Regions from separate parts of the Homo sapiens genome. Here region 1 is linked to region 2. A link is a contact called in ENCODE Hi-C or POLR2A ChIA-PET data. All regions are on one chromosome and are shown on one strand. Each heading gives the region's core, a stretch centred on a gene start or an enhancer-like site at or near the end of the contact. The rest is flanking DNA. Distances are from core to core; before and after follow the strand shown. Region 1 overlaps SLC22A1 (solute carrier family 22 member 1). Region 2 overlaps IGF2R (insulin like growth factor 2 receptor).

The links. Hi-C counts contacts between places; a loop is a spot of excess contacts on that map. ChIA-PET counts read pairs that join two places held with the same protein, here RNA polymerase II (POLR2A).
Region 1: a loop to region 2 is called in a map of ascending aorta, with 2.3 times the contacts of the local background. The contact joins two enhancer-like sites. A Hi-C loop is called at or near these places in 2 of 168 maps with a recorded cell type or tissue (ascending aorta and posterior vena cava). POLR2A ChIA-PET finds 5 or more read pairs at or near these places in 1 of 52 experiments (MCF 10A).

The regions. Positions count from the first base shown.
Region 1 is chr6:160,137,191-160,144,255 of GRCh38, forward strand. It overlaps SLC22A1 (solute carrier family 22 member 1), which reads left to right. Exons shown (of 11, transcript NM_003057.3): 7 at 2,463-2,677; 8 at 6,351-6,459. Among named protein-coding and RNA genes, the nearest start is that of SLC22A1, 19 kb to the left of the region's middle. Within about 2 kb of position 3,934, at least 8 of the 41 ENCODE cell types and tissues checked have a DNase peak (open chromatin) inside an H3K27ac peak, as active enhancers do; they include ascending aorta, where a contact is called at or near this core.
Region 2 is chr6:160,096,221-160,102,852 of GRCh38, forward strand. IGF2R (insulin like growth factor 2 receptor) reads left to right here. Exons shown (of 48, transcript NM_000876.4): 45 at 219-405; 46 at 6,299-6,451. Among named protein-coding and RNA genes, the nearest start is that of SLC22A1, 22 kb to the right of the region's middle. Within about 2 kb of position 4,729, at least 3 of the 41 ENCODE cell types and tissues checked have a DNase peak (open chromatin) inside an H3K27ac peak, as active enhancers do; they include ascending aorta, where a contact is called at or near this core.

The sequences.
Region 1 (7,065 bases), core at 2,684-5,183, 40 kb after region 2:
CCCTAGGAGGATGCTGGCTCACCTCCTCCGCACAAGGGCTTTCCCCTCAGCATACAGTGAGGGCCCCCCAACTGCACTCTGGGCCTGGCCCCTTCAGCGGGAGCAGCTCCGCTACCCAGGCACACTTGTTTGCTCTTCTATGTGAGGTTTTATTGGAACAAAGAGTTTGTAGTAAGTCAGTGCCTGGCATATTGCAGACCCTAAATCAATATTTGCTGAAAGTTGAATGAGTAAACACTGTGCCCCAGAATCTGTCCAGGTTCAGTGTGTCCTGTCCTGCCTCAACCTTCACCCTCCCTGTCTCCGAGTTTGCCGCTGGGGTCCTGCACCCAGCCACATGCTGGGCCCGTGAACCTTTGCAAATAGCCCCATGTACCTGGTGGGTTTCCATGGATACTCAGTGTTGAACTCAGCATGGAGGCTGGGACTGGCCGCTGCAGTGGAAGTAACTGCCCGCTCTGCTACGCTGTTCAGCTCCCCTCCCCAGCTCCGAGACTCCCCACAAGGCAGTGTTCTTGACTCTTCTGTTCTGTTACCCCCACATCCAGTCCTCTGGCAAGTTCCATCAACTGGCTTGGAAATGCCTTCAGAACCTGCTGCCTCCCATCTTGGGCACCCTGGGTTCCCTTGCTGGGGTTGTAGTAGCCCTGTCCTTGGCACTAATTCTTTGTATAAATGTCAGCTGTCTCATGGACAGTTCTGCAGCATCTCTTACCTGCATTACTGTAGGCACCTTCTGGGTGGCCTGCTGGCTTTACCCATGCCCCTCGGTGCTCCACAAAGCAGGCAAAGGCATCCCTTAGAGCTCAACAGACCTTGTCTCTCCCTGTTTACCCTCTGCTGGCTTCCTAATCACTGAGAATAAAGCCAGATCCTTTTCTGTGGCCCACAAGGCCTCACGCCTTTGGCCCCTGAACGCCCTTTTCTACTGTCCTGCTGGTTGTCATGACTGAGACTCGAAAGGTCTGTCCACCATGTCCTGGCTGTGTGACCTTCCAAAGGGCCTTAATCTCTCCGTGACTCAATTTCCCCCTCAGTAATGGGAGAAGTGATAGTACCTATCTCACAGATGTGTTGGGAGGATTAAGGAGATTATATGTGTAAATGACATAGAAGAGGGTACAGCATCCATGCAGGAAATGTTCAATGTCAATGTGGTTTTTTTTGTTATTTTAATACACACATGCAATTCATGAGCTCTGCCCACAGGTGGCAGCCCGGCACATTTGTTAACTGGCTTGTTGACAGGAAAATCAAGGTTACACGTTCCTTTCTCTTAAACCAGTTTCTTTATCAGTAATATGACTGCTGTCTTTAACTGGCTAAATGGTACAGAGGCACTCAGGCTAACCTCAACTCCTTGAGTTGCAGGCAAGCACCTTGTTTCTTGTTCTCTTGACCCTTTGTCCAATCAGGAATAATTTAGGACTAGAAACAAAAGCATCCCAATGCTTCTTTAGGCGAAATTTTATCAAAGAAGGATACATTCCTTAGCAACATGCATTTTCATCTCAGTTTTGGAGCTGATAGGCAATCTGCATGCTGGGATGAGACAGTAATTTCTTATTGACCCAAATCTGTTCTCACAATGTAAATATGACTGTAAAAGCTTTCTAGCTTCCAAATGATATTTTCCCCCCGAAGTGACACATGAGGCACCCTACATTTTGGCTCAGGTGAGAGTGATTTAGCTAGGCCTCGGGTCTGTGTGCCATATGCTGTAATGTTGCTACATTTTCTCAAATATGGACGGAGGGGGTGTGCAGTGAATGGAAGAGCGTAGGTGAATCAATAGCGCCCACTAAGGACAGCACAGTAAAGGGCCGGGAATGCCATGGTGCGGTTGGAAAGACCTGGCCCATGCCTCTGTCTGTTGTGCCCTGAGTCTTCTGAGTGCCCTGAGTGCATACTGTGTGCTGGGAACTATAATTGGCACTTTTGTACGCTAATTCAGTGAGTACTCAAGACAAACAGATGTGGGAGGTACTATTACAATCCCATTTACAGACGAGGGAACTGAGGCCCAGAGAGGTTAGTTAACTTCCTCAAGGTGACACAGCTCATAAAGCAATCCGACACCTGGCCCCTTACTTCCTGGTCTCTCCTGCCCACCTCCTCGTAGGCCTGTTGGGGTGTCAGATGAGGTACGCACGTGCAGGGCTTGGTGCAGAACCAGACATTTAAATCTGCAGTGAACAGTAGCCATCCTCACGTGCAGTCTCCAGGAGACTTGGAGGCATATCCTACAAGTCAGACTCTCACATCTATCATGAAAAAAATGTATCATTGGGGCCCTTCTAGGACACTCTTTCTCATTTTTACTCCCCTCTTCTCATATTGCTCTAGGGCATTCTAAACCCAGTGATTCATGCTCTTTCTCCATCTGCGAGGGGCTTTTTTTTTTTTTTTTTTTCTTCAGTCTCTGACTCATGCCTTTGACTTGAAACCTCCTCTTGGCTCAGGTTCACGGACTCTGTGCTCTATCAGGGGCTCATCCTGCACATGGGCGCCACCAGCGGGAACCTCTACCTGGATTTCCTTTACTCCGCTCTGGTCGAAATCCCGGGGGCCTTCATAGCCCTCATCACCATTGACCGCGTGGGCCGCATCTACCCCATGGCCATGTCAAATTTGTTGGCGGGGGCAGCCTGCCTCGTCATGATTTTTATCTCACCTGGTAAGTTGGTAAGTTGTCTGCTTTCATCATTTCCCAGGCAATCGAAGTGTGGGGAAAGTGTTGTGACTCTTTGATAAGCCTCTGGAATGAGAACAAAGATGAGGTGCTACCTTTGTCTACAAAGTTTTTTTAGATTTTAAATTGAGGGGCCGTGCACAGTGGCTCATGCCTGTAATCACAGTACTTTGAGAAGCCAAGGCAGGTGGATCACCTGAGGTCAGGAGTTCAAGACCAGCCTGGCCAACATGGTGAAACCCCATCTCTACTAAAAATACAAAATTAGCCGGGCTTGGTGGCGGGCGCCTGTAATCCCAGCTACTTGGGAGGCTGCTTGAACCCAGGAGGCGGAGGTTGCAGTGAGCCGAGATCGCACACTCCAGCTTGGGAGACAGAGTACAACTCCATCTCCCAAAAAACAAACAAACAAACAAACAAAAAAACCCCCAAAAACAGCAAAAAAAAAAAAAATTAAATTGAGTTTTAACATACATACAATCAGCAAACTATAAGTGCATGACTCCATGAGTTTTTAAAAATGTGTACACCCGGGCAGCATGATCCACGTAAAGATGGGGAACCTTTCCAACTTCTCCAAAGCCTCCCTCAGGCTCCTTCACAACAACCCCTGCCACCCCTCCAAGGTCACCACTACTCTGCCCTTTGTCAGCACAGATTGTGCCTGTTCTTGAGCTTCATATAGATGGCACCATACCAAATATACTGTTTTTGTTATTGTTGTTGTGTTTTGAGACAGAATCTTGCTCTGTTATTCAGGCTGGAGTTCAGTGGTGCAATCACAGCTCACTGCAACCTTGAACTCTTGGGCTCAAGGGATCCTCCCGCCTCAGCCTCCTCAGTAGCTGGGACTACAGGCGTGAGCCACTATGCCCGGTTAATGTTTTTATTTTTTGTAGAGATGGGGTCTTACTATGTTGCCCAAGCTGGTCTCAAACTCCTGGGCTCAAGCAATCCTCCCACCTCAGCCTTTCAAAGTGTTGGGATTATAGGCATGAGCCATTCATCATTGCACCTATGAGACCCACCCATGTTGTCACATGAGAGTGTAGTTGGTACTTCAAACAAAATTATTGTGTAGGATTCCACTGTATGAATATGACACTCTGCATCCCTTCCACTGTTGATTGTCACTTGTGTTGCTTCCAATGTTTGCCACTTATTGGGACTAAAATCATCCTTGCACGTATCTTTGGGCAGGCACATGCTTTCATTTCCCTTGGGTACAGGTCTGTGAGTACACTTGCTGGGTCCCAGGGAGGCATATGTTTAGCTCTAGCAGACACTGCCAAACAGCTTTCCAAAGTGGTTAGACCATTTTATACTCCTCCCAGGAACACATGGGAGCTCCGATTACTCCAGATCCTCCCAACACTTGATCTGGCTCATCTTTTTAAGAGTGGCCATTTTGGTGGATGTATACTTTAGTCTGTAATTCTTACAATCAAAGATAAACCAAGCTACATTTAAACCTAAAGCAGATTAACTTCAGTCAGTTTTAATTTGAGTACGTAAATTGCCTTTCACATTCATTGCTCTTGGATATGTTGTAAAATAAATACAAGGGCAGATCTGCTCTTTTCTCAGTTTTTACTGCGTGTGCTCTGCACTTGCTGATTTAGTGAGTCATTTTGGCAGGCTTTCGTGCAGGGTATTGTAGAGACTGTTCTGTGAAATCTGTATGCCCAAGAACTAGGCTGTGTAGATCAGGCTGGAAAGAAAAAGGGTTGGGGAAAGAAAGCTCAGTTTTCTTTTCCCTTTTTTTCATGGAGAAAGAACAGAGAACACAGGAAAAGGGGCAGCATGGATCTGAAATAGATTTTGCTCACTTTCTTCCCAATCTCTCTGTTTCTGGAATCCTGGGTAAGATGTGATGGATGGGCATACTTTTAAAAAGTTCACAGCACTGAGTGCCAAGAAGGAGGGCCATCGAGGGCTAAGTCCATTCAGTTGTCACCTGGACAGAGCCCAGGCATCGTCCCCTCCCCAGCCCCCTCCTCCCAGCTCCTGTCCTCCCCTCGTCCCTCTGTCTTAGTCCTTATCACATTTTAGGACAGTCATTCATTCAACCCGCAGGAAATATCTCCAGGCCTTCTATATGGCTGGCAGGTATCTAGGTCCTAGGATTTCAACCATGAGCGAAGCAGAGAGAGTTCCTGCTCCATGGAGCTGACATTCCAGAGGGAAAAGAGAAGGATGTCAGTGCTTTCTACAATGGGCACGGGAGGCCTGAAGAGGCCTAAATGAAGTGGGAAGAGCCATGTAAAAATCTGGGGAGAGTTTTCTGACACGTGCAAGGCCCTTGGGGTGAGAAGAATGTGGCATTGGAGGGACTGCTCGGGATCTAGGGACAAGGGTCAGGCGAGCTCGTGGGGAGCAGTGGAGTGAGGCGTGGAGTGAGTTGGGAAGTAGCCAGCTGTGGACTTTATCCCAAGAGTGGTAGGAAACCACTGGTGGCTTTGAGCAGGGGTGGACTTGACCCAACTCCAGTCTGAACTGGGTCCCTCTGGCTGCTGTGATGAGCGGCCCTGGGGGTGCAGAGTGGAGGCATGTTCAGTTCTCTGAGGCCAGGGATGCTGTTTACCTCTGGTCAAGCATCACCAGGCTAAAGACCTGTGAATGAGGACCTCCCTCGAGGCATTGGAGTGAACTCCTTGCCTTTTATCTTTTAGAAGCTAGATGAGGTGTGGTCCTTAACAGAAGGCTCAGCTTGGCTTCTCTATCAGGGCTGAGAGCTCCAGGAGGCAGAGAGACTGTGTTGCACCCATGAGACGGGTGAGGGGCACTCTCATTTGGACCCTCACACTGGCTGAGTGAGATGATACAAGATTTCCATAAATAGCCAGTATCTGGGGACAAGGGTCAAGCTGACATCGTGTCTGTGACCCCAGAGGCCTTTATAGTGAGCTGGTGTGTCACAGGGTTACTTGCATTTCAGTGCTGGGGGTAACCCATGCAGAGCAGATGATGGTGGTTATTAAGGATCTGAGCTTCTTTCCAATGAAGCCAAATTCTTTGATCATTCTCAATAGGGAGAGGGCTTTCTGGGCCTTCAGGTGGTCGAGAACCCCACAGCAGCCTGCCAGCGTGAAACAAGGGCTCGCTTCCCTCATTCTCAGCCTCTGAGACTATTATGAAAGGTGTTTTGGTTAAAACTGTATTGGAAACAAATATTAAATTGAGGATTAGAAATCTGTTTTGTTAGTTTGAGAACTACTACTAGAGGGATTATGTTTATTGAGTGCTTTCTGTGTTTCAGGCACTGAACTAGAATGGATACTATCATATAATAAATAAAAAGCCAACTTTAAAATTCTGTGGTCACAGTGGACATTTGACATACATCAGCTCTAAGTCTCATGATGATCTATAAGCTGGGTGTCATTATTCCCATTTTACAGCCCAGGAAACCAAGCTGAGATTCAAAAAGCCCATTCTTTCCCCTGTTCAATGGAGTCTTCTTGAATATGTCATCGTCAACTCCCCAAATCTCTTGAGACTCAGTTTACTTATCTAAAAATGAAAAAGTTAGATAAGACAAACTTCCAGGCCCCACCAGCTCTAATAGTCCAAGCATGACCCACCATGGCCTCTCACAGTAACTCAGGGAACGAAGCCCCCATCCACCACCCACACCCTCTTTGTACTTCCTTTCCAGACCTGCACTGGTTAAACATCATAATCATGTGTGTTGGCCGAATGGGAATCACCATTGCAATACAAATGATCTGCCTGGTGAATGCTGAGCTGTACCCCACATTCGTCAGGTGAGTGCATGGAACAGGGGTAGCCAGTGAAATGGCTGTGAACCCACCAGCTCAGTGGGAACCAACATCTCCAAGGTGCTTCCTAAAGATGCAGCCAAGCATTGCTCAGTTTGGACATTGAGTGGCATTGTTAAGAAATCACGTTCAGAGAGATGGGGTTAAGCATCAAGAGAGGGTCAACCCATAATTATAGCAGAGAATGTGAAAGGGGACCCTGTGAGCTGATGGATGGGGTCAAAGTTGTTCTGTACATACAACAAGTACAAGAACAAAAGGTGTAGAGAAGTGGGTACTGGACAGGGACTTGGGAAACCTGTGTTGTAGCCCTGTCCTTGGCACTAATTGATTGTATAAACATCAGCCATTTCATTGACACTTCTGGGCATCATTTTCTTAAACAGCTGACATTTGTATAGTGATACGCGAGTATTTCCATACATGTGATTCCCTTAAATTTGTTCTTGGGTATGATCATCCCCATATTACATATGAGGAAGCTGTGATTTAGAAAGGGAAAGAAGCGTTGTAGGGGTCAGACAGCTAGAAAGAAGCAGGGCTGGGGCAAGGACCACATCTTCCTGACCTGGAACCCTGTGGTTTTTCCAT
Region 2 (6,632 bases), core at 3,479-5,978:
ACAAAAATTCTTTACTGCATGCTGACTAAGGGCAGGGCTCTATCCATGTGCATCGAGTGGCCTCGTAAGCTGTGAACAGAGTGCCTGTGGGACGTGGGATGAAGTCTCTTCTGCCTGATTTTAAGTCTTTGCAAACTTTTTAGACCGTAAGGAGCTAAGCTCAGTCTGCTCGTGAAAAATGATGGTGACATGCCATGTGTGCCCTTCCCGTTTGACAGACGGCGATCTCGATGTCGTGTTTGCCTCTTCCTCTAAGTGCGGAAAGGATAAGACCAAGTCTGTTTCTTCCACCATCTTCTTCCACTGTGACCCTCTGGTGGAGGACGGGATCCCCGAGTTCAGTCACGAGACTGCCGACTGCCAGTACCTCTTCTCTTGGTACACCTCAGCCGTGTGTCCTCTGGGGTGAGTATGACATCCGGAAGCTTAGCACTTGTACCCCACATCTTCCCTTAAGAATAAGTGTATGTGTGTTTTTTCCCCAATGTTTTCTTGTGAAATATTCAGAACATGCACCAAAAAATAGAGAAAATGATAGAAGCGGACCCCACATAGTCAGTGCCCCGCTCCGTTGCTTGTCAGCATCCTGCCACTGATTTTTGGTCCATGGCTGCGTCACCTCCCACCACCCCCAGCAGCAGTGCCATTGTTTCCTTTGTGTGTACCATGCCCCGAATAGGGTCCAGTCAGGGCACCCCAGCTCTGTCCCTCTACCCTGTTCCCATTGCTGCCTCCCTCTCCTTAGCTCCTGGGAGGCAAGTACTGGTGGTGCCTCCTCTGTGTAATCCTGGAACATCTTTTGTGTCGTAATACAAATGATTGTTTGGTAAAGTTTCACTTTGATTTGAGTGCAGTATTTTTACTTTGATTTGAGTGCAGTATTTTTACGTTTGTTTGAATGAATGAAAAGCTTACTCTCCAGATTTTGAGAATCAGCATGAGAACAGAGGGAGCAGTTTCTGCTCTGAAGGAAGGTGGCACCTCCATTGGTTGTCTTGTGTCCCACAGCCGTTTTATACTTTGCCACGAATAACATGTTGTCAGTTGCTTTCCTCTTGGATTTATTTTCTTCTTATGTTACCCCCACCCATCATTGTATTTATATTTATTTTTATTTTTTATTTTTTTGGGATGGACTCTTGCTCTGTCACTCAGGCTGGAGTGCAGTGGTGCGGTCTTGGCTCGTTGCAACCTCTGCCTCCTGGTTCAGACGATTCTCCTGCCTCAGCCTCCCAAGTAGCTGGGATTGCAGGCATGTGTCATTATGCCCTGCTAATTTTTGTATTTTTGGTAGAGATGGGGTTTCACCATGTTGACCAGGCTGGTCTTGAACTCCTCACCTCAGATAATCTGCCTGCCTTGGCCTCCCAAAGTGCTGGCATTACAAGCGTGAGCTGCCATGCCCGGCCTGGCCCACCATTTTACATAAGCTTTTCATTCTCTGTCCTGAGACTTTAAGATTGGGGGAACATGAATTCTTGCCATGTAATTGTTTCCTTCATGTCCTGAAAAAGGGACCGTAGAGTCAGCAGACGACAGTGGTGGGGGTCATGGGGGAATGAAGATCACACATTTTACATCTTAAATCAGCACTCCCCCTGCCCACCCTTAACAGTGGACATGAGCTCAGCAAAAACCAGCTTTGTCCTGTGCTGTTCAGGCCTGTGTACTTAGGGATCCTCAGCTGCACAGTCAGGGAAAGAGGCTTTTGGTTGAAATTTCACTTGTGGTATTTTCAGCTTTTGAATGTTTATGGTGTTCCGGTGACGTCATTACAAAATGAAAGGATTGAAACTGGAAGTTCTTCCTGAAAGAAGCAAAATGTGAATTTTTATAAAAGATAAAACCCAGAAGTGAACTTTCCCTGCATTCTCTGTCATGGAGAGGCTACAGCTGCCATGAGATGAATCCTGCCTCCTGACATGGCAGCTGGTCTTCTGTGTGGGTTTGAGGGACCAGGCCAGGCTAGGATCCCGTCCATGTTGAATGTTTAGAGTTCGACTTCTGTGAGTAGGAAAAGCACTGTTTATAGGGCTTTGGTGTTTGACTCTAAAACCAGAGAGGAAGATTCTCCAGGAAACCTCGGTTTCATGATGTTCAGAACATCAGGATTGGGAGCTGTTTAAATCCCTTAACACACTGACAAGGTAATAAGGACTTTAAAAAAAAGAAACAGAAGTTGAAACCAAGAGCAAAAACTCAGATGGTGGATTTTGAGGGATGCAGGTACCACCCGGGGGTGACGTGGAATAGTGCCTGAGATTTTTTTTTCCCCAAATGTTATCAGTGTTGTACATTGTAGAATCATGTAAATATGGCCAGACGCGGTGGCTCACGCTTGTAATCCCAACATTTTGGGAGGCTAAGGTGGGCGGATCACTTGAGGTCAGGAGTTCTAGACCAGCCTGGGCAACATGGTGAAACCCCGTCTCTACTAAAAATACAAAAATTAGCCAGGTGTGGTGGTGCACACCTGTAATCGCAGCTACTCAGAAGGCTGAGGCAGGAGAATTGCTTGAACCTGGAAGGTGGAGGTTGCAGTGAGCCGAGATGGCGTCACTGTACTGCAGCCTGGGTGACAGAGCGAGACTAGATCTCAGGAAAAAAAATCATGTAACTATAACAAACAGGTAGCAATGTTCGCCCTAATAGATTACCATTTTTAGTTCTTTTAGCTATTTCTTCTGGAATTTACCTCAGTATTTTAAATTAACATCCTATATCTCATCTGTTGACTTCCTGCAATAGTAGATGAAGATAGAGCTGTCTTACACCTTCCTCCTACTTTACAAAAATGGTTCTTTCACAATATTTGATTAAAGTCAAAAAATTTACACAAAGCTAAAAGACAGGCATCTACAGATGGAAGGGGCAGGCTATGTGCCCAGCACAGTTATTGATGACAAGACCCACCCACTTATGAAATACCAGGAGAGCAGATACAAAGAAAAGACTGTAAAAGCTTTAGGGGAGGCTAATTTGTTGTATTAGAAAATAATTCAAGAAAGGTTAAAATACTTTAAATCCTCACTTTATATCATCGATAGGTTCTTGGAAACTGCAACTTTATGTGAAATGATGTATAATGAAACCAGTTTTTTTTCCTCAGCTTTATGTTATGTTATGTTATGTTATGTTATGTTATGTTATGTTATGTTATTTTTTTGAGACAGAGTCTCGCTCTCGCCCAGGCTGGAGTGCAGTGGCGCGATCTCGGCTCACTGCAAGCTCTGCCTCCCAGGTTCACGCCATTCTCCTGCCTCAGCCTCCCAAGTAACTGGGACTACAGGGGCCCGCTACCATGCCCGGCTAATTTTTTTGTATTTTTAGTAGAGACGGGGTTTCACCGTGTTAGCCAGGTTGATCTCGATCTCCTGATCTTGTGATCCGCCTGCCTCAGCCTCCCAAAGTGCTGGGATTACAGGCGTGAGCCACCGTGCCCGGCCTCATCAACTTTATAATGAGACAGTTTTGAAGGAAATGATGTCATTCGAGGACCTCCCATAGTCGCTTCACGGAAGGTTGCAGTTTGAAGGAAACTGTCAGCGACCCTATGAGGACACACTGTACTGGACAACAGTGGTGTCTAAGCTGAGAGGGGTGGCAGAGTTCCCAGCTTTTAAAATTTCTTACAGTGATAGCATCATATGAAAGTAAAACCATTTTCTTGAAAGAAATGAAGGAAGGAAGAAAAGGTAGAGTTCCTAATTGTTTGGAAGACATACTGTTAGACTTCCTGTCTTAGTATGCATGCCAGTATTTTAAGAATAACCACTAAAATAATATAAATATAGTATGTAACTTCCAAAACAGCGGAGAAGAAAAGGAGAAGTAAAAATACTTAAATCCCCAAAGAAGACAAGCAAGGAGAAAAATAAAACAAAAATCAGATAAGTAGAAATTTCAGCCCAGTATGGTAGAAATAAATCTAAATATATCTATAATCATAAGTATAGCTTGACTAAACTTGTCAGCTAAAAAACAAGTTGTCAAACTGGATTTCAAAAACAACTCTGTTTACAGGGAACATGCCTAAAACAAGGATACAGAAAAGACCAAAGTCAAAGGAGAAGAAAAGATATACCAGAAAATAATCTGAAAGAAAGCTGCAGTAGTTATGTTAATATAAGATAAAATAGGATATTAAAGAAAAATATTAGGGATAAAGAATAAAGAGGGTCATTATAATTTTAAAAGGGCTAATTTCCTAGGAAGATACAAGAATCCTAAACTTCCATCTACCTAATAAAAAAGCCTTGATATGTAAAGCAGAAATTGACAAAACCACACACAAGAAACAAGCCTAGTGATTGCTGGGTTGAGTAGACAAAGAGTAAAGCTTTTTTTGGAAGATTGAGACAGCACAGTGAAAAGCAAGATTTAATAGACATGCGCAGAACACTGTTCCCTGCGTTGGGAGAACACTGTTTGCCCAAGCTTACATCAAACACTTAGAAAACTTTAGCAAAAATTAACCACAAAGCAGGCAAGTCAGCAATTTCCCTTTTTTTTTTTTTTTTTTTTTTTTTTTTTTTTTTTTTTTTTTTTTTTTTTTTTTTTTTTTTTTTTTTTTTTTTTTTTTTTTTTGGAGACAGAGACTTGCTCTTTTGCCCAGGCTGGAGTGCAGTGGTGCGATCTTGGCTCACTGCAACCTCTGCTTCCCAGATTCAAGTGATTCTCATGCCTCAGCCTCCTGAGTAGCTGGGATTATGGGCGTGTGCCACTACCTCCTGGCTAATTTTTGTATTTTTAGTAGAGATGGGGTTTCACCATGTTGGCCAGGCTGGTCTCAAACTCCTGACCTCAGGTGATCCACCTGCCTCAGCCTCCTAGAGTGCTGGGATTACAGGCATGAGCCACTGTGCTCGGCCTAAGTCAGCAGATTTCTGACTGATGCAATTAACTACATACATGATGCAATTAAGTTAGGAACCAAGAACAAACAACTGAAAAATAGAAATACGTTTGAAGACTAAAACTCACTTCTGAATAATCTATGGTCCAAAGAAGAAATCAAAGGTAGAAAGTAAAATACGCTTAGAACTGAGTGATGATGTGTCTCTTGGATGCATTTCGAGTGGTCCTGAGTGGCTGGAGCTGCTTCTGGGTGAGTGGGTTTCTGGCTTGGAGGGAGAGGTCTGCATAGCTCTCAGACCTGTCTGTGGAGTGTGGTGGTGCTTCTTTCTGAGCAGAGGTCAACCCTTGCAGGCCCACCTAGAACTGGACGCCAGGCTGTCCCTGTGGTTTCTTGTCTTGCTGATGTTTTAGATTGTTTGGCTTAAGCTGAACTTTGAGAGCGGCAGCCCTTGCGGCTGGGCCGCGGGTTGGCCTGTTGCCCTCAACCTCAGTTCTTTGAGCAGCCGGCATCTTCAGCAGCACAAGATGCGCCCCGCTGGGGTTGCCTCTTATCACCAGCAGCACAGGAGGAATTTCTGTTTATGTGATCCTGTTCCTGTGTGTGTGGCCCCAAGTGACAGAGGGCCAGAGAGATTAGAAGTGTCAAGTCGTTACACTCTTGAGTGTCATCTTGCTCCCTAAGCGCAAAGGGAAGTCTCCGTGGTTGTTTCTCATTTTCTATTATTGTCCCAACTCTGCTTGAGTGTTCGATGTCATGGAAACGCACTGCTTTTTCCCACAAGTGTGCATGTGGGTCTTGGGTGGGAATGGTGAACTCCGCTGGTGAGGCAGCTGGTGTGCTCAAGAGCCTTCTCCTGGGATGGAGCAGGCTTGGAGAGAGGAGACCCGTCGGGGGCTGTGCTGGGCTCTGCTGCTCCCTGGGCCCCACCCTGGTCTGTGGCCGCCCCTGGGCCCCGTCCTGGCCTGTTTCTAAGGCCCCCTGGGCCCCTTTCGTGTGGAGATGGTGTCTCATGGTGGGCTGCGCTCACTGCTTCCAGAAGAAATTCTGAGAGGAAAGAGCTCTGACCCTGGAGAGAAGTGTGGTGCTTCGGGACAGCCTCTGCCCCAGCCTAGTCCTGCCGTGGATTGGGCCACCTAGAGGGGGCCGCGTCCCTCCTGCCTGTCTCCTCTGTGTTTGGGTGAATGATAGTTCATGGAGCTGGAAGCAGTGCCTTCTTGTCTGCTTTCTGACAACCCTGCCACAAACTCATCATCAGGAACTTTTTGCAGCCCTCTTCCATGTGGAGTGGGACTTGTGGCCTTGTTTTCTGGGCAGGAGTAAGAATCACATGGTGTTGGGAAAGTCAGAGCTGCTCTTGCCTTGGGGACTCAGGTCTCAGGTTGTGGCTGTGGCAGCAGGACCACCCTGTGACACGGCTCCTTTTCTGTGACGTCCTTGCAGGGTGGGCTTTGACAGCGAGAATCCCGGGGACGACGGGCAGATGCACAAGGGGCTGTCAGAACGGAGCCAGGCAGTCGGCGCGGTGCTCAGCCTGCTGCTGGTGGCGCTCACCTGCTGCCTGCTGGCCCTGTTGCTCTACAAGAAGGAGAGGAGGTAAGCGGGTGGCAGGGCGAGGTGGGGCGGGTGGATGCATGCCTCCCATAGCTAATCTTGGGGTCAGTTTTGTGGGGTTTTATTTATTTGTTTTTAAGCCCTACAGCAGCGAAGGCTCGAGGTTCTTAGTCCAAAACTCTCTGGAAGCAGTCCCCAGCGTTGTGGTTTTTAAATGCCTGCA